Linked DNA regions of Homo sapiens: regions 2, 3 and 4 are each linked to region 1. A link is a loop called in an ENCODE intact Hi-C map of the cell type or tissue named here. Cell type or tissue: sigmoid colon. All regions are shown on one strand. Region 1 overlaps CLEC3B (C-type lectin domain family 3 member B). Region 2 overlaps LIMD1 (LIM domain containing 1). Region 3 overlaps LARS2 (leucyl-tRNA synthetase 2, mitochondrial). Region 4 overlaps LOC101928636 (a long non-coding RNA gene).

Region 1 (5,000 bases):
AGAAATGACTGAGGTGGAGGCCTGGGAAGGGGTGTCAGCTGGGGCTGGGTGCTTCTGTAGCACAAGGGCTGCCTTTTCTCCCAGCCGCGGGAGCACCAAGACCTCCTGAGTGGGGATCTGGATCTGTACATTAGTGGCCACCACAGCCAGGTCCTCAAAGTGCATGAACCATCAGGACCCCTTTTGCCTGGGTCTAAGGGGCTGTCAGGACTGATGGGATAAACGGGATGGGATGGAGGACGGTGGGCTTGGCCTGGGCGGTTGGCTCTTTGCCTGGGGAACAGGGGGACCTTCGGTGACAGCCATTTCTCCCCACTCCCAGTCTGCCTGAAGGGGACCAAGGTGCACATGAAATGCTTTCTGGCCTTCACCCAGACGAAGACCTTCCACGAGGCCAGCGAGGACTGCATCTCGCGCGGGGGCACCCTGGGCACCCCTCAGACTGGCTCGGAGAACGACGCCCTGTATGAGTACCTGCGCCAGAGCGTGGGCAACGAGGCCGAGATCTGGCTGGGCCTCAACGACATGGCGGCCGAGGGCACCTGGGTGGACATGACCGGCGCCCGCATCGCCTACAAGAACTGGGAGACTGAGATCACCGCGCAACCCGATGGCGGCAAGACCGAGAACTGCGCGGTCCTGTCAGGCGCGGCCAACGGCAAGTGGTTCGACAAGCGCTGCCGCGATCAGCTGCCCTACATCTGCCAGTTCGGGATCGTGTAGCCGGCGGGGCGGGGGCCGTGGGGGGCCTGGAGGAGGGCAGGGGCCGCGGGAGGCCGGGAGGAGGGTGGGGACCTTGCAGCCCCCATCCTCTCCGTGCGCTTGGAGCCTCTTTTTGCAAATAAAGTTGGTGCAGCTTCGCGGAGAGGAGAGGCGCTGCAGTCTGTGCTGTGTCCGCGGGGCGGGGAGGAGGTCCCAGGAGCCGGTTCGAAAGCTCCCTCCGTGATGAAGTAGGCGAGAAGGGAGGAGGTGAAGGAGGGCGAGCTGAGCACACGCGCTTCATGCCACAGGAGGGTGGGAATGAGCGGAGGACTGAGGAGAGGAAGGAGGGAAAGAATAGGGAGATGAAAACGCCCCGGTCTGCTGCTAAGCACAGCACAGTTACCAAAGCCAGGAAACTAACACTGACACGATATTTTATTTACGTTACAGCTCTATTCAAAGCTCCAGGCTTCTTTTTGTAGAATCGTTTCCATCTGCTGGAATCCAGCATCGCCCCCACCCCCCGCCCCATTTCTAGGGGGATGCCCCCACTGCTGACCTCTCCTGCTGTAGATCTATTTCTGGGAGGCACTGACATGCTGACTCTTGCTATGGGGTCGGCGGGGAGTGGGGAGCTGGGCATTCCCCTTCTTCCTCAGGACATCCCGGGAGCCAAATACGACGGCCAGCACTGCCCGACCCGTGCGTCCTTTTCCTTCCCACTCTTCACAGAAAGCTGCTCAGGGGTCCAGGCGCAGGCATTTTAAATACGTTGTCTTATTTCACGTGATCCACCCAGGACAAGCTGTGCTATTATCACCATTTAAAATAAGCAAAGTGAGTTGAAACTCAGGGAGGTTTGGGGACTTCCACTGGTCCTGAAGCTGGTAAGTAGCAGAGCCGGGATTTAACCCAGGGCTGTTTCCAAAGGCCTTGGCCTTTCCACCACCACTGCAATGCTTGCTTCGTGTGGCCAGAACGTCACTGAAATAAAACATCAGAGAAGTGGCCCAGTGGTCCTCAGAGGCTGTTGGCCAGCTCTTGGCCTGACCTGGCCCACCCAGCCATCGTGGGCCTGGCTCTAGTGACCCCTCCTGGGGGAGTCTTCCTTATCCTTCAGCCACCGCCAGTGCTCCACTGTCTGGGCTTCTGCAGTAACTTTTTCTCTCTGGTTGTCTTCTAGTGTGTCTCGCCTTCAGTAATAATAAGTGGATGATAGTTTGATTTGATCGATTGAGATGGGGTGGTTGGGGGAGGCAGCTTACAGAGAATTATGTACGTACTTCATGCCAGGCAGCCTGTTCCTCATCATCACAGAAAGGACCTCTTGAAATTCAACAATTTCAACGATTGTTGGAGGAGGTGATGAGATCCATTGGCATAAGCCCAGAAACTGCTTCAGAAGAGTGATGTGGTATGTTCCAGACCCCTCAGCAAGCGAGAGGCAAAGCTTAGACTGAAATCTACATCTTGTAACTCCGAGTCTTGGATTCTTTTCATCCCTCACTCAGCTTCCTAGCGGGATATAGGTGAACAGGGTTTTGTTTTGTTTTGTTTTGTTCTGCTTTTTTTTTTGTTTTTTTTGTTTGTTTGTTTTTTGAGACGGAGTCTCCCTCTCTCGCCCAGGCTGGAGTGCAGTGGCACGATCTCGGCTCACTGCAAGCTCCGCCTGCTGGGTTCACGCCATTCTCCTGCCTCAGCCTCCCGAGTAGCTGGGACTACAGGCGCCTGCCACCACGCCCTGCTAATTTTTTGTATTTTTAGTAGAGACGGGGTTTCACCGTGTTAGCCAGGATGGTCTCTATCTCCTGATCTTGTGATACGCCGGCCGCGGCCTCCCAAAGTGCCGGGATTACAGGCATGAGCCACCAGGCACGGCTGAACAGGGTTTTTTTAAAGTTCCTGAACTGGGTGGCTGCCCACAAGAGGGCACTCATGCCTCTGCGTGTGAGTGTGGAACCTGGTCGACTGCTGTGACACTCTTTGGGAAGACAGTCGGCATTTTCCACTTCCAGCAGCAGGTGGCAGTATGGGCAAGAGTATCATCACCCATCTTTCATCTACCACCCATGTGCTTACATCTGGGCTGCTGAGATCTGCATACTTCGAATTGAGTATACCTGTCCTTCAATCTTGTCTTTACTTAAAATTCTGACATTTTGTTCACCATTTTTTGAACATTAATTCTGATTTTTAAAAAAATTTGCATTCAAGTATTATTTCTCTTGCTTACTGAGTTTTGGTATCCCCTTAAATTTTGTGCCCCAGGTGAATGCCTCACTCATCTCACTAGTCCCTGCCCTGCCTCAGAGGTACACACTTTGGAGAATTTCCCAGGGGTTATACAAACAATGATCGTTTTAAGTGACTCAGTTTCTATTACTCTTTTCTTTTGTATTACTCCTTACTAGAATTGAGCTACCTTGGTGCAGGCCTGGGGAACAGGCTTTCTTTCCCACCTCCTGTTTTGCAATCTCCCTTTTCCATTTTACAAAAGAAAGGCCAGCTCTTCACCCTTCCTGCTCTTACCATGGGGTGTGGCCTGGTGTGTAAAAATCCTTGGGGATGCCAAACAGAAGACGAATTGAAATCTTGGTTTAGGTGTTAAGTAAAAGGCCATGTGAAAAATCGTTTTGCAAACTTAGTGGTTTCTAATCCTTTGCCTTTAACCTCCAAGATGAGCTTAATCAAGTTCTCAGCTGATAGACCATACGAAGTAATTTCCAATGACAGAACACTTTTTCTTTTTAACAATTTATTTTATTTTACTTTAAGTTCTGGGTTACATGTGCAGAATGTGTAGGTCTGTTGCATGGGTATACATGTGCCACGGTGGTTTGCTGCACCTATCAACCCATCATCTAGGTTTTAAGCCCCGCATGCCTTAGGTATTTGTCCTAATTCTCTCCCTCCTGACAGAACACTTTTGACCTTTACCTTAGAAGCTCAAGGACTAAGTGACACTGCTATAACAAAACTCCTTTCAGTCTCACCAACTTACTTATCTGAACAAAGTTTCTCAACATTAACAACTCTAAAAGTGAAAAATAGGAATCTTATTGATGCTGAATCCTGCTGTATTCTGCTAGATATGTGAGCCAATTTTTAAGAACTCTATTCATCTGATTAAGAGTAGTGTTTAATTGTGTTTATAAAAATATGTCATAGACCTGTTCTGATTTGATCAATTGTGCTAATGGTAATTGTGTTAGGGGAATGCTAGAAAACTAAGTTGCAGGGGCACTGGCCTAAGCCCTTTCTTGGAGAACAGTGCTGCCCTCGGCATCTGTGAGGATGGCCAAGCAGGAGGAGGTGGTTTCTGGGAAGGATCCTTCTGTCAGCTCTTGGCCTTCACTAGTGTGTGGGAGCCATGTGCACAGACCTGGCTGAGTCTTGCTCTCTTCTCCTCACTCCACCACCTCTGCTGTGCCTGTTCCTGTTCCTCCTTTCCCTTCTGGTCATTCCTTCACCCTTCCTCACCCCAGCCCATCCCGGCCAAGGGGAGGAAGAGCTGGAAGGAGGCAGTACAGATGGAGACCCTCCGTGTGAAGAAAGGGGTGCATGGGAGACCTGAGGCTGGTCCTGGCAGTTCTGGCTGTGGGACCCTGGAGAAGGCCTGTGGGGCATCTTGGCCCCCAGTTTCTTCATCCGCAAAATGAAGTTTGGATTAGATGATCTCTAAGACTCCTGAGTTCAAGATTCTACCCACTGTTCTCAGGAAAGTTTTTGTAGAATCCTTTCCAGATAAGAAAGCTATTTTGTAGAATGGAAATGGTGGCTGTTTCCTCTGCCCATCAAGGCTCATCCCCTTCACTGACTGTCTCATTTTCTGCAGTGACTATTGGCCATTGCTATCTCTTGAATCCCAAATGTGTACACGTTCAGATGCCTGGTAGACACCACCACCTAGAAGCCCTTAGGCACCTATGTCAACATGTCCAAAAGGGAACTCAGGGTCTTTCCACTCAAATCTGCTCCTCTTCCTGAGTTTACCATCTCTGTGAAGATCCTCACCTGCCCAGTTACCCAAACGCCAAACCTGTGGGGCATCAAAGGTGACTTAGTGTCTGTCTTGAGACACTTGAGATCCAAGTAATTACCAGGACTCTATGATTTTTGCTTCCCAAAGAACTCTCTGATCTGTTCCCTCTCCTCCAATTCCATTGCTGTGGGGCTCAAGTCTCCTGCTTGAACCATTGCAAATAACAGTCTTACTGTTTCCGTAACTCCCCCAGGTCTCTCCCACCCACCATAAACCATGACCTTTGCTGCATAAGCACTAGTTGTATGGGAGAGAA
Region 2 (5,000 bases), 620 kb after region 1:
ATAGCTTGAACCCCGGAGTTTGAGACCAGCCTGGGCAACATGGTGAAACCCCGTCTCTACTAAAAATACACACAAAAAATTAGCCAGTCATGGTGGCATCCACGTGTGTTCCCAGCTACTCAAGGCTGAGGTGGGAGGATTGCTCTAGCCCAGGAGGAGATTGCACCACTGCACTCCAGCCTGGGTGACAGAGTAAGACCCTGTCTCAAAAAAAAAAAAAAAAAAAAAAGAAAAAAGAAAAAATTCATTCACTACATCTACAGGAAGTGTCTTTTTGGAGTGGATTCTCTGTGAGTCTGCACATTTATCAGTCAATTTTTTTTTTTTTTTTTAAGACATAGTCTCACTCTGTCACCCAGGCTGGAGTACAATGGTGCAATCTCAGCTCACTGCAACCTCTGCCACCCGGGTTCAAGTGATTCTCCTGCCTCAGCCTCCTGAGTAGCTGGGATTACAGGCTCACGCCACCAGGCCTGGCTAATTTTTGTATTTTTAGTAGAGATGGGGTTTCACCCTGTTGGCCAAGCTGGTGTCGAACTCCTGACCTCAAGTGATCTGCCTACCTCAGCCTCCCAAAGTGCTGGGATTATAGGCATGAGACACCACACTCGGCCTATCAGTCAATATTTTATAAACGGCTGATGTAAATAAAGAAAATAAAGAGCATTTTGACTACTGTCTTCTAAACTGTAAAAATGGTCTATTGAGTATATATTTAGTGTGACGATCATCAGCTATTTCCTAGTGGAGGGAATTCCTTTACTGGAAGCAGGACGATTCTGAAACTAGAATTATAAAGATGTAACACTGACACTCCCACCCCCAGTTTATGTTTGATGCTGATTATTCAGGGATGGTTTAGGTCTTAGCATTTTTGACCAAGATGAACAGCATCAAATGGAAGTGCCAGTTCAGAGACAAGCCTGAGGCATAGTCTGACTTGGTGGTTCTCAAAGTGTGGTCCCTGGACTAGCACCATCAGCATCACTAGGGAACTTAACTAGAAATGCAGAGTCTCGGGCCCCTTCCCACACTTACTAAGTCAGCAGTCTGTGTTTCAACAAACTCACCTGGTGGTTCTGAAGCATGCTAAGGTTTGAGAACCACCTAAGTTTTTGGTGTTTATCCCTCGGCTATTCCATTTTGTCCTCTGTCCTTATTAGCTCTGCCAAAGCCGCAGCAGCTCCCTAGTGTTACGTCTCTACGTATGAGCCGCCATAACAAGTCAGTGAGGACAGTGAAATTTGCCTCTTCAAGGGAGCAGAAGGAAGTTTAATTGGGAATGCCAGGAAATCCATCTACTTCCCTGGAAGGACTGAACGTTTATACCGCCCCCTCACAAATCCTTATGTTGAATCTCTAATCCCAACATGATGGTATTTGGAGGTGGAGTCTTTGGGAGGTGATTAAGTTATGAGAGTGGATACTTCCTGAATGGGATTAGTGTCCTTATAAGAAGAGCTCAGAGATGTAGTTAGTTCCCTTTCCACCATGTGAGAAAACAGCAGGAAGACAGCCATCTGTAAATCAGGAACTGGATCCTCACCAAGAACCTGACCCTACTAGCACCCTGATGTTGGACTTCCAACCTCCAGAGCTGTGAGAAATAAATGTCTATTGTTTAAGCTACTCACTTTATGGTATTTTGTTCTAACAGCCTAAAATGACTAAGACATTCCCCTTAGTCTGAGAGATATTCCTTTTGGAACAGAAAACAAGAGAGACAGTATAGTGTGGTGGAAAGAGTGTTGACTTTGCACAAGAGAGACCTGGGTTCGAATCTCAACTTTTCTATTTAACTTTTAGCTACATAGGTGAATTTAACCTCTTTAGCTTTTGTTTCTCCATCAGAAAAAAAAAAAAAAGCATCAGTAACTCAACCGTAATATAGTAAGTGAGTTTCCTTTTTCTTTTTCTTTCTTTTTTTTTTTGAGACGGAGTCTCACTCTGTCGCCAGGCTGGAGTGCAGTGGTGCAATCTCGGCTCACTGCAACCTCGGCCTCCCGGGTTCAAGCGATTCTCCTGCCTCAGCTTCCTGAGTAGCTGGGATTACAGGCACGCACCACCACACCCAGCTGGTTTTTGTATTTTTAGTAGGGACGGGGTTTCACCATGTTGGCCAGGATGGTCTTGGTCTCCTGACCTCATGATCCGCCCACCTTGGCCTCCCAAAGTGCTGAGATTACAGGCGTGAGCCACCACGCCCAGCCGACAAGTGAGTTTCAACTGCCCAAACGTCAGGGCACATTATTGCAAGATTAATGAAATGACTCAAGCAGGCCTCCAGGGCTGGCTGGCTTGGGGTAAATTGTGCTGCTTCAACCTGTCCTTGTCCTGGCTGTGGTTTGGCACCACCTAGTGGCGGTTGGGTGCTCTAGCTTAAATGTCAATAAGGAGGATTCTGGATCCTGCTCTTGATTGGAACTTTCAGGACAGTGGCAGTGATTCCAGGAATTTTCAGGTTAGTTGGCGTCTGTTTCATTGGCCAAATCTGGGGTGATTCAGCCTGGAGAATACCTTTTCTGCCTCCCTGCTTCTCAGCACCAGGTTGCTTGCTGTTTCCTACCTGGCCTCAGCCTCCTCTCAGCAACCCCCTTTCTCCAAAGATACAAACTTTAGCCTGTCTCCAAGTGGAAGGTTACCTATCAAGTTACATCTAAATGCCTGTCATCACAAGGAGTTTTTACGGAGCTGTTCATGACACTTAAGTGAGACATGAGGCAAGTAAAAGGCCCAGTACCTAGAAAGTGTTTGAATGAAAATTCCCTTTTCCGGCCAGATATGGTAACTCACACCTGTAATCTCAACGCTTTGGGAGGCCAAGGCGGGAGGATTGCTGAGACCAGGAGTTCGAGGCTGCAGTGAGCTATGATTGTACCACTGCACTCCAGCCTGGGCAACAGAGCAAGACGCTGTCTCAAAAAAAAAAAAAAAAAAAAGGAAAAAGAAAGAAAGGCCTGTCCCATTTCCTGGCAGAAGAGAGAAACTGGATTCTGCATATAGGTGTGCATCCAACAAGCATTAAATACTGCTGCATGGCCTCATGGTGCAGTGGAACAAGCACAGTCTTCACAGTCAGACAAATCTGGGTTCCCATCCTGCCCACTTACTACCTGGGTAAGCCTCAATTTCCTTACTTATGAAATGAAAACGATAATGTGTAATTCATAAGTATCATATTTTTACTCCAGAAAGTTAGGAGTAATCCTTGGGTGTGATTTCAAGTGATTCCCAAAAATAATCAATTCCTGTATCCTTGTACTGCTCCATGACATTGACATGTGATGTGTTTTATTTCTGCCCGACTCTTTACTGAACCCTTTCTACGCTCACTGAAACCTGGAGTAGGTGATGGCTTTGAGTAGGAAATGACTTTGTGAGTTTCTTCCGTAAAAGGCATGTGACAGTACAGGGTCAGAAGGTGGAGTGATGCAGTAACCTGTGTGGCAAAGTTTTCAAGCATTTAAAAATATATGTGAAAGCCCTAAACATAGTACTTAGACCACAGAAGACAATCAGTAGATGTTAGGCTTTTCTCCCACTCAGAATACAAACAAATATATTTTGATACACTATCCAGTTTCTAACCTCAGGTGGTCTTTCAAAACCGAAGTGAAAAATGAAGTGTGAGTTCTTCAGAGCAAACTAAGCCCCACCCTCTTAGGTCAGTGGGGGAGTCTCAGTTTTTTAAAATTTGGAATAAAGGAAAATCAGACGTAGTCCCCCAACCCCCTGTACTGGCCTCCTGTGTCCGGACATGGGAATTCTCAGCTGTGGGAACTGGCAGCAAGAGGACTTATCTAGCCAGCTGGGCAATTTTTTAAATGATCAGAGCAATACCTGCTCATTGGTAAATCTTTGGGAAAGTGTAGGAAAGTATATAGAAGCAACCAACTAGGAAATAAACCATCCCCTCCACCATGCAGATTCTTTTTTTTTTTTTTTTTTTTTTTTTTTTTTTTGAGACTGAGTTTTGCTCATGTTGCTCATTGCAGGCTGGAGTGCAATGGTGTGATCTCAGCTCACCACAATCTCCACTCCTTGGGTTCAAGTGATTCTCCTGCCTCAGCCTCCTGAGTAGCTGGGACTACAGGCATGCACCACCATGCCTGGCTAATTTTGTATTTTTAGTAGAGAGGGGGCTTTTCCATGTTGGTCAGACTGGTCTTGAACTCCCGACTTCAGGCGATCTGCCCGCCTTGGCCTCTCAAAGTGCTAGGATTACAGGCATGAGCCACCGTGCCTGGCCTCACCATGCAGATTCTAAATATGTCCACTCAGAGGCGTTGCCACTCATGGGCAGATTTCCTTTCCAGTCTTTTTTTCTTTGAATTTCTTTATATAGTTGAGATGCACAATTTTTAAATCTTGCTTTTTACTTTTCACATTATAACATAAGGGTTTTCTTTTAAGATTAAAAGTATTTTTTCATATTATACATATTTCTAGAAAAATTTAATATAGAAATATGTGAAGTAAAGTGAAATTTCTCTCTAATACCATCTGTCACTGTACCTAATACTAGAAAGAAAATTTAAAATATTAAAGTATATAAAGTAGAAAGTGATGTTTCACTGTTATACTTCTACCAGTGTTACCCACTGTTTGTTTTTTTCCCTTTTGCATATCAGTGGTATCTGCAAATTACTGAAATGGAATTGTACTATAAATACACTTGTCAAGTTTGCTTTTTTCACTTGTTAATATATTTTCAGTCTGGGTGCAGTAGTTCACACCTGTAATCCTGAGATGGGCTGATCACTTGAGCCCAGGAGTTGTTGACTAGCCTTAGACAACATGGCGAAACACTGTCTCTACAAAAAAATACAAAAATTAGGCAGTTGTGGTGGTGCACACCTGTAGCCCTATCTACTCAGGAGGCCGAGGTGGGAGGATTCCTTGAGCCTGGGAGGCTGAGGCTGCAGATTGCACCACTGCACTCCAGCCTGGGTGACAGAGTCAGGCTCCATCTCAAAAAAACCCCAAACATATATATATGC
Region 3 (5,000 bases), 370 kb after region 1:
GGGAGAGAAAGCTGGTAATCCCTAGAGAACTGGTTGGCCCTTTCATAGTAACAGTTACGCTGCTTCCCTCTCTACTGGGAAGGCAGATGACCAGCTGCTTGGGCTTCCTTCCCTTCCATCGCCAAACTCTACTCAGTCTTACTTCTTGTGTCGGATGAACAACTATATCTTTGCCTCTTTAAAATAATTCCTTCTTTTAAAAAATATATTTTAAAATTGTACATGAATTCCCATATTCCACCTATAACAAAAAGAAATACAACATAGATAAGTCTGTAGTCCCCTTTGGGCACCCATTTCTACATAAGGCCCCCCCGTCCCCAGGCAATAACCTCTGGCATTTTCCAGGTTATATGCCTTTAGAGCCTTCTCTGTCTGTCATATGGAACTGTGTTTTCTCCTGCATCTCTTTCTTCTACTTCTTTTAGTTTGCTTGCCATCCATCCTGCCTGCCAACTCTGAGACACCAAGGCTCACCCTGGAGCAGGGCAGGGGTGGGCAGAAGGCCCCACCTGGGTGTGCCATGGCCATGTGGCTACCGGGCCTCACCCCCTGGCCAGGGCTCTGACCCCTGTGTTTTTGTCATCAGTAACTCCTGGTCTTCCATGGTAACAGCTGGCCCCCACTCCTCTCTGATCTCAAAGTAAGGCAGGTTATGCAGTCCTGCTAGCGTTCTTGTGCTGGTCCTTGACCAGCTTGCTGTTAGATCCATCCCTTGCTTTTTGTACGGCAGAAGGGCTGACTCCTGCAGGTCCGGTTCCCAAGCTGGCCCCCTCCTGGTTTTGAACAGTAGGAAATCCTGGTAACATTGGAGGACAGGAGAAAGGGAGAGGCCAGAAAATTTCTCTCTCTCTCTCTCTGCCCTGGTTTGGTCTTCACTAATCTAGTTCCATCTGGGCAGTCCAGCCTGTTTGAGCTTCTGCAGCTGAGATCAGCCTTTGGGCTTTGTTAACTCTGCTTTCTCACTTTGTCTCTGCAGTCTAGAGATTGTGGTAATGTCCTGCCCTTCCAAACTGCTAGGTAGATTCACCCATTTCCTTGGCTTCCCACTCAACTTTAAACATATAGAGTATTAGTTAAACGAACCAGGTGGAAATGATGGTTTTTCAGACTTTGGAAGTTTATTTTGTGGATTTCCAAGTTATAGCTACTGGTACTTTTTCTTGATTCCATCTCTGAGTAGTATTACATTTATTATTTCAAAATTATCATTAGTAGTCTTCTGCCACCCTCTGTGATGTCACATTCCTATCTTTCCAAATTGACATGATACATATTTCAAAGTGTATTTTCAGTAGATGTTTTTAAAAATAAAATACATGGAAAAAATGTTCTGAAGCTGCAGAATGCATTCATGTCCAAGAAGTTAACTTCTAGGAAGTTGAGAGGGTTCAGGTGGGCTCAAGCATATAAATAGAGATGCCAATAATTTATTTTTATTTTTATTTTTTTTTAGGGAAATTGCCTAGTTAGCACATGTGAGCTGTAAGTTCATTTCAGTCCAGTTACTTTTTCAACTGTGGATGGATTAAAATAAGTTATGGTGGTAGAAAGAAAGGAATTGGAATTCTAAAACCTAACAGGAGAGTTTGGAGTTCTTCCCAGTGAATGGACAATCTTGGCCATAGAGAAATCAAGGGCAAGAAAGTGTACCATGTATCTAGAGGTATTTGATCTGAACGGTGCATGAGACATGTACAAGGCTGGCAAGGGAAGCACCTAACCCAGTGTATTTCACGTAAATAGGCCATAACAACTTGACCAAAAAATAGAAGCTGCTCTCTGTGGGGGAAGGGACAAGCTTTGGTATTTTGTAATCCTGTTGTAGGTCTTCACTTTGTTTCCCCCTTGACAGTGGTGAATCATCTTATAGAACAAAAGTGAGCTTTGCGCTTGGTCACTGGGCTCTAGGAAACCCAGGGTATAGAAACAAAGAGACCCTTTCCAATTTTGTGGAAATTTGGCTCACAGAGACATTTATTCCAGTGCTCTGGCTCATGGTGGGAAGAACAATTCTGACTTCAAGATGCAAAACGGCCTTCCCACAATCTGATTCTGTTATTCTCTCTAGGGCAAACATTTGTTTTTTTGTTAATTTTTGGTAAGAATCTGAAATATTAAGAAACTTTGAGATTTTTCTAACTTTATTTTCATGGACAGCTTAGATAACATGTAAGCTAAGAATATCTTTCCATGTTAATTCTATCTGAAAACAAAAATAGAAATGAATAAGTGTATTATGTAAATCTAGGCTGGTTTTTGTGACAGTCTCTGTATTGCCTTTATTTAAAAATATGGACGGCACCTAACAGAATGTTAATAGGCAGAAACATTGAATCGGTGCCATTTTGGCAGTTCTGACAAAGAAACCAAGTGGTAATTAAGTTTCCCCCCTTTCTTGTGGAACAGTTACGCAACAGTTACGTTATTCTGCCAGTAACACAGCCCAAGGAGAATTTAAAGCACAGCTGGAAGCTGCTCAGGTGTTGTCCTTGAAGTATTGCAGAACTTTCTAGTAATACTGCCCATATCCCCAGCATTGGATTCTTTTTTTTTTTTTTTTTGCTCTTGAAATTTAAAAAGAAAAAGAGAAAGAATTGCAGAACTTAGTAGCAAATACAGAAGAATGTTTGTCATCTATGGATCAAGCAATATTCAAGTGAAAATTGTAGCCTAAACAGTGTTTGTTTTAGTCATGATTCTTGTCTACCACGGACTAAAAACCCAGCTTAGACCAGCTTAAGCAAAAAGGGAGGCTTTGTTTTTACACATCCTGAAACTCACAGAATCAAAGGAAATGTAGGAGCTGGGCCCACTGGGTATTGGTACTAGGTCCTTGAAGTACATCAATTTCCCCAGTCTCTCTCCATTTCCTATTTCTGCTTCTCTCCACATGCCAGCTTTATTTTCTCAGACATTTCTACAAGCTAGGGAGCAGAGCCACCTGAAGCCCTTATGGCTTCTGACCAAGGAGAAAAGAGAGCCCTGTCCTCCTCCAGCGTTCCGCCTTACTCTGTACAAGCCTAGAGCTGTCTGGGGAAAGATTCAGGGACTTGCCTCTCTCTCTAGCCAGGGGGATGGGTTTTTAAGATTGGCAGTTCGTACTAACACTATATTAAGTTGGACACAGAACAGTTTCCTAGAAGGGGAAGATGCTGTTTGAGAGGATGAAATGCTTTGGGTCTGCCACATTTAGTAAGAGGAAAAGAGACCTCAAGTCTCAACTGGATTGGGATATGTCCAGTCAGTTTCTTAAAACTGCATAGAATAGATATACTCAGGGAATGTTAGAATTTTTAGAAAAGACATGTATGCACTGCGGGGATCTAACTCACAGACCCTGACCCAGCAACAAATGAATAACATACACTGACACAGATAGTATGCCTGTCAGTCCAGCTGAGCATCTGCGCCACTTACAGACTCCAAGGAGAGTGCTGTAAAGAGTTGCAGCCGAGGCCCTGACTCACTGGCCCTGCCGGCATTTATTCAGCACACATTCAATGACAAAGGCTTTGAGTAAACACCACTATAGGAAAATTGACCTGGTTCCCGACACCCCTAGTAGAGAGCAGTTATGCACCCGAGGTTGATCAAAGGTTGGTCTTAGGATCACATGAGTAAACAAGCTATTTAGATAAACTGCATTCCTTTGTACCTACTTTAAGCCATTTACTCAAGGTAAGGATTAGGCAGCTTTCAGCCATAACCCTATCCTGAGACTTTTGCAAAACCTTCCAGCCTTCCAAGAAGATTTGTGTCTATATCCTATAACTTCATCTTAAAGTTTTTCCCACCAGCCTGACTGAACTCCCACAATGCACACTTACATATTTTGTGCAGAGATCCCTGATATAATGTTAAATGAAAAAAGGTCATAAAATAATGTATATAATCATTTCTATTTTCTTTCTCTTTTTAAAATAAGCTTTTTAACTTTTTTAAAAAATTTATTTTAGGTTCAGGAGTACATGTGCAGGTTATATAGCTATACTCCTGCCAGAGTTTACCTAGATTATTTTGTGACCCAGATACTAAGCCTAGTACCCAATAGTTATTTTTTCTGCTCCTCTCCCTCCTCCCACCCACCACCCTCAGGTAGGCCCCAGTGTCTGTTGTTCCCCTTTGTGTCTGTGTGTTCTTATCATTTAGCTCCCACTTATAAGTGAGAACATGTGGTATTTGTTTTTTGGCCTGCATTAGTTTGCTGAGGATATTGGCCTCCAGCTCCATCCATGTTGCTGCAGAGGACATGATCTTGTTCTTTTTTTACGGCTGCATAGTATTCTATGCTGTAAACGTACCACATTTTCTTTATCCAGTCTACCATTGATGGTCATTTAGGTTGAGTCCACGTCTTTGCTATTGTGAATAGTGCTGCAGTGAACATACATGTGGATGTGTCTGTATGACAGAACAATTTATAATCCTTTGGGTATATACCCAGTAATGGGATTGCTGGGTCAAATGGTAATTCTGTTGTCAGCTTTTTGAAGAATCCCTACACTAGCTTCCACAATGGTTGAACCAATTTACGCTCCCACCAAGAGTGTGTAAACATTCCCTTTTCTCTGCAAAGGTTCTATTTCATGAAAACAAATAAGCAGGCTCCTATATATGTGTACATATGTTTGTATGTATGTATTTGAGTGGGGAGATAGATGTGGAAGGAAACAAAGGCTGGTGTTATTGGTTACATCATTGACGAGTAGTGACCAGGAGTTAAAAATAAACTTTGCCTTTATTTATCATTGTATTATGCCATTTCATTTGTTAAATTAAGCTTGTATTACGTTTGTAATTTGAAAAAACATCAACTTATGTAAAAAGAAAAGCAGCCTATTCTGATTGACCTCAGGATGGGTGTGGATGCAGGAATTGAAGATAGTAGCTTGGGATCATCTCAGCCTGGAAATCCAAGGTGTCCCAGATTCCCAAAACTGGGAAATGCAGCATAGGATGTGGCAAGCCAGCCTCCCCTGGGGCAACAGCAAGCTTGA
Region 4 (5,000 bases), 170 kb after region 1:
GAGTTGTGGAGGGAGCCCAGGAGTTCCTGTGTGCCAACAGGGGTTGGGGGCCAAAAAGTATCTGAGGTACTAGCTGGTGATTTCACCAGAACATCACCATAAAGAAGGCAAAGTGACTCTATAACGAAGAGCTGCAGAAAGGACTCCTCAAACCAGCAATCAAATAGCTTTCCCATGCAGCCCTTGGGGATCAGGAGTCACAGTGAGAGCCAGATGAGGCTGAGGCAGCAAGGTAAAGCCTCTAACCTTGCAGGCAGCATGTGATTGTGCCACAAGGCCAAGACCTGAAGCTAAGTTAGCTTCCCCTGCATCCAGCTGCCATCTTGGAATAAAGCGGAGAAAGGAAAATCCTTGCATTGGTGGAGAGACCCAGACACTATGTAATTACTCAAAAAGAGATTATTTTAAACCAGAGGAGGCTGAGATACCATAACAGTAAGATCAAAAATTTTCTTGCATGCAGCGGAAATGGGGTTTCAAGAGCTGGTTGGGATCTTATTGATGGTTGTGTTTTGCATATCTGAGCAAATTCTACCCTGACCACAGGATACTCATGACTTCCATAACTACATACTTATTTTTTTTCAATTATGATGGTAATATATATGATTTCATTGTAGAAAACTTGGGGGGAAATACTATAAAGAAGAAAATAAAAATAATTCTGTAATTTCACCAGCCATAGATAACCACTGTAAACATCTTGGTTTATTTTTTTCCCATCTTTTTTCTATGTATATGTGCATGTGTATGTGTATCACTGTGATTGTATGTGCATCTTACTTGTTCACAAGATTCTTTAATTTTTTTTTTTTTTTGAGATGGAGTCTCATACCTTTTTCTCAGGCTGGAGTGCAGTTGTGCAATCTTGGCTCACTGCAGCCCCGACTTCCCAGGCTCAAGTGATCCTCCTGCCTCAGCCTCCTGAGCAGCTCGGACTACAGGCGTGCGCCACCATGCCTGGCTAATTGTTTTTGTATTTTTAGTACAGATAGGGTTTCACCATGTTGGCCAGGCTGGTCTTGAACTCCTGACCTCAGGCGATCCTCCCACCTCGGCCTCCCAAAGTGCTGGGATTACAGGCGTGAACCACCGTACCCAGCCTTTGGATCTGCTTTTACTGATGCGTGAGTGTGTGGCCTCATCACCACTCCCAGCAGCTGGCACCTGTAACTCTTCTTTGTAGATCCAGTCTTGGGCTGCTGGAGGGGGCATTGCCTGAGAATTTACACTCCTCTGGGGCAGCCCTTCACCAATGACTGGTAGAATGTAGGAATGTAAGCCTTGTCCAGGTGCACGGGGTGGGAGGCAGGGGGATTCTGAGGGCTATTTATACTTGGGGTTCCCTGTGGGGCAGGCTAAAGCTATTCTCCCTGGGACTCAGCCTGAGATGACGCCCTAGCTTGGCTTTTCTGAGAGCACATCCTTCATAAATCACTTGCACACAAAACTCATCTCAATGTCTGCTTCTGGGAACCCGACCTAAGACAGCCAGTGATACATTTTTAAATGTTAAGATAAATATGAAGAAAATAAGAGGCTCTGTGGATATATTTAGGAATTTAAAGTTGGGTTTTACAGCTTAAGTAAACAAACAAAAAACAGAATCATGTATCTTGACATATCAGTCTGGAGTCAGAACCTTTTTTTTTTTTTTTTGAGGCAGAGTCTCACTCTGTCCCCCAGGCTGCCCAAAGTGCTGGGATTACAGGCATGAGCCACTGTGCCTGACCTGGAGTCAGAACTTTAACAGCAGAAAAACAGGAGTGGTACTCCTTTAAATCACGGACGGTCATTCTGTGTTTTTTGGGGAGACTGATGCTAGGTCCCAGTGGTCTCCTGCAGGGGCTGGAACCACCCCAGAGAAAGGAGAGCAGGCTTCTGTCCCTTCTTGCTGCACTTGCAAATAACACAGGTCAGCCCAGGGCCAGAACCTTGGGGCAGCTCCACCGAAGGAGCTGTCCTGTTGCCCCTGATCCTTCCGTCCCAAGTCCCAAGCCCAATCCTCACACCAAGGCAAGGTGGGGAGGAGGCAGAGGTTGTGGGGGTGTGGGTGGGTGGGGGTCCTTATGTCCCACAGTACGGGAGCTGGACCAGGAAGATGGAATTTGCTACCCTGAGTGACCATAGAGAGGGTTTCTAGAACCTCAACTTTGCAGGCAGGTTTAGAAAGTACGCTTGTCCTCCCACTGCTAACAGCTGGGGAAGTGCGTGTGTGTGTGCTGCTCCAACAGCTCAGAAGTCCTGGGAGCTTTTAAAAACTTCCCAATCCAAGTTCTGCCTACTGGGCTCCAGCCTTCCTCAGAAAGACACTTCTGAAGGCCGACTGCTCGGTTCTTCGAAGTAGCTCAGCCAGACCTGACGACACCACTGGCCTGCGGGTAGATTCTCTGCAGGGCCAGCCTGCACCTCCCAGCAAGGGCACCACCTGGTGGCGGGCACTCTGTGGGATGGGCTCTCTCTCTCTCTCTCTGTTGGGGGGGGTGTGTGTGTGTGCACGCGTGTGTGTGTTTAGGTGGAGGGTAAAGTGGATGGGGAGGGGATTTACCCTCTGCAGCCTCAGGCTTCCCTGGCAAGCCACCGCCTTGGACATGACATTTGCTGGCTTGGCTGGGGCCCTGTGGCCAGATGTCAGAATTTAAGTTCTGCGCTTAGGGCTTGTGCAACCTTAGACATTAAACGTCTCTAAGCCTGTTTCTTATCAGTAAAAGGAAGATCAAAGTACCTAGCTCTTTGGGTTCTTTGTTAAAAATAAGATTATGCTTTGGATTCCTCAGAAATAGATCCTGAGAGATTCAGACATAAGTAGTTTATTTGAGAAGTGACTCCAGGAAAAACCACTTGGGGAGGGCGATGTGAGCCAGGAGTGGGGAAGAAGATGGCAAGAGTGACTTATCCAGCAAGTGTTTTGCCACTGAGGGCACCTGCACACCATCCCTCTCAGTAGGACCTTGCCTGAGGGGCAAGGGAGCTGGGGTATTTATCCACAGATTCCCATCATTCACTGTGGGAGGACCACTCCTGGGGTGCCTTAATGCCTCAGCTCTCTCATTATTTGACACGTGGGCACGGTGGGCACCAGCAACCAGAGAGGATCCTCAGATAGATTCGGAAATGATGGCATTCGGAAGTTGGGACAACATGTATGGAAATGGTTAGTGGGGAGGGGGGATGGCTGGGGCACCACCAAAGTCTTCTATATGCATGATTAAAAATTCTCAGAACATAGTAACATTTCAATAAACAATAGCTATTTATAATAGTACACATCCGTGGTCCCCGGCAAAGTGTGACACAGCTGATAACCTAGAGGTAGGTCCAGATAGGCTGTGTGCCATGGGAGCGCTAGGCACCAACAGCCCTACAGCAGGTGTTTAGTGTCCCCTCTTGTATATATAGGGGAACTGAGGCTCATGGAGCATGAGAGCCTTGTTGAGGGTCATGAGGCCGATCGTGCCAATGTTGGTCTCCTGCGAGCTGTGCTGCTGCTCCCACCAGTCCAGGACTGTAAAGAGTTTTCATCCTGTGTCTGTGTTAAAATGTGCTCTCTCTGAGCCCCACCATGACAGCGCAGAAATTTGTTTCCATCTGTAAAATGTCAAGGCTGAATCTTTTATGTTCTGCCCTGGGTCTGTGCCCGATAATGAACTCCATCCAAGCCCTGTGGCTGCCTCCAGCCCACGAGACTCTTTGGAACAAAACGAATAATTCTCAGTGGCAGGAGAGAGTGAGGGAATGGTTTCATCACTCTTTTCCTGCACGACTCAGACCTGAGAGAAAAGAAGAGGGAATTGGCAGAAATAGAAGGCGGCAGGGACGCTCTCTCACTTGTTCCCTGCAGTCATGCCTGTATGGAATTTGGGAGTTTGCTGGACCAGGGGGGCTGCTTTGGGTACACTGGGAGCAGAAACCTGGGGTTCCATCACCTGCCTCATGGCGGGGCATCGAGTCTGCTCTCAGCTCTCTTTCCTGAACACCATTGCCACATCTGTCTGTGCTGGTGACGAAAGAGAGAGAAGCCTCAACTGTCTCCTTTGTACTGCACTAGGCCATTCCGCAACTCAAGCAGGAGAAAAACCCAGGAGTGGGGTGGCGTAGGCGGGGCCACCACAAGGAGCCCGTGCATCAGGGGGCGCAGGCTGTTTCTGGATCATTCCACTGGGAAGGGGACAAAACCCATCTTTTATGACCCATGTTCAGTTCTCAGTTGGAGTCAGGTAAGCCTTTCCCTTATTCTTATTATTTTAAAAATGTTTTCTAAAATTGTGGTATGACATACATAATATGCAATTCTTTTATGTTTGTTTGTTTATCTATTTATTTATTTATTTTGAGATGGAGTTTCGCTCTTGTTGCCCAGGCTGGAGTGCAATGGTGCGATCTTGACTCACCGCAACCTCCACCTTCCGGTTTCAAGCAATTCTCCTGTCTCAGCCTCCCAAGTAATTGGGATTACAGGCATGTAATCCCACCACGCCTGGCTATTAAATTAATATTTAACCCTTTTAAAGGATATGATTTGGTGGCATTAATTACATCCACAATATTGTGAAACCACCACCACTCTCTGGTTTCAAAACTTTTTTATCATCCCAAACAGAACCAACTAGGCTATAAGATAGTCCTGGGTGAGCCAGGTCTCCAGTTGGGACATGTGTTTCTAAAGGAGTGTGGAGAGGAAGTAAACTCTTAGGTATGTTTTCCTTTAAAATCATGACAACAGTACCTATGGGAGAGGTACTGTTATTATTCCCATTTTACAGAAAAGGAAACTGAGGCCTAGAAAGCAGCTGGCCAGTGCCAGGGCTAGTATTTGAAATAGACTAGTCTGGCCTCACTGGGCACCACCTCCACCCCACCTGGCTGGTCCCACTTCTCACTCCATTCTGCTGGAATCATTCCATGAGCTAAAATGTCTAACGATGTTGGGCCTTTGACTTCCCTCTGAAGGGAATTGGTAGGCTGAGCTGAATCTGCAGGGTTTCGGCCATCTCATCTGG

The links. A loop is a pair of places that touch in the nucleus more often than their neighbours do. Peaks named below come from ENCODE experiments on the same cell type or tissue, not always from the same donor. Only the 100,000 strongest peaks of a DNase experiment are listed, where the experiment ranks them.
Region 2: it touches region 1 in a loop (5-fold over the local background); 53 of 110 quality-filtered maps call a loop at or near these places.
Region 3: it touches region 1 in a loop (3-fold over the local background); 4 of 110 quality-filtered maps call a loop at or near these places.
Region 4: a loop joins it to region 1, with 7 times the contacts of the local background. A loop is called at or near these places in 106 of 110 quality-filtered maps.

What each region holds. Positions count from the first base shown.
Region 1 is chr3:45,035,202-45,040,201 of GRCh38, forward strand. CLEC3B (C-type lectin domain family 3 member B) reads left to right here. Exons shown (of 3, transcript NM_003278.3): 3 at 323-870. The coding sequence ends at 723. Among named protein-coding and RNA genes, the nearest start is that of CLEC3B, 11 kb to the left of the region's middle. RefSeq lists enhancers at 1-543, 15-74 and a silencer at 2,784-2,833. In sigmoid colon, a CTCF peak has its summit at 2,685 (motif pointing right); DNase peaks (open chromatin) are centred at 646, 910 and 2,670; H3K4me3 peaks cover 1,011 bases; H3K27ac peaks cover 865 bases.
Region 2 is chr3:45,654,606-45,659,605 of GRCh38, forward strand. The region is part of intron 2 of LIMD1 (LIM domain containing 1); the gene reads left to right. Among named protein-coding and RNA genes, the nearest start is that of LIMD1-AS1, 32 kb to the right of the region's middle. In sigmoid colon, a CTCF peak has its summit at 2,349 (motif pointing left); a DNase peak (open chromatin) is centred at 2,336; H3K27ac peaks cover 790 bases.
Region 3 is chr3:45,407,762-45,412,761 of GRCh38, forward strand. All of the region lies in intron 4 of LARS2 (leucyl-tRNA synthetase 2, mitochondrial), which reads left to right. Among named protein-coding and RNA genes, the nearest start is that of LARS2, 22 kb to the left of the region's middle. In sigmoid colon, no CTCF peak of the experiment used is centred here; a DNase peak (open chromatin) is centred at 2,390.
Region 4 is chr3:45,208,310-45,213,309 of GRCh38, forward strand. It overlaps LOC101928636 (a long non-coding RNA gene), which reads left to right. Exons shown (of 4, transcript XR_001740675.2): 3 at 4,049-4,217. Among named protein-coding and RNA genes, the nearest start is that of TMEM158, 15 kb to the right of the region's middle. In sigmoid colon, CTCF peaks have their summits at 2,450 (motif pointing left) and 2,654; DNase peaks (open chromatin) are centred at 2,402 and 3,642.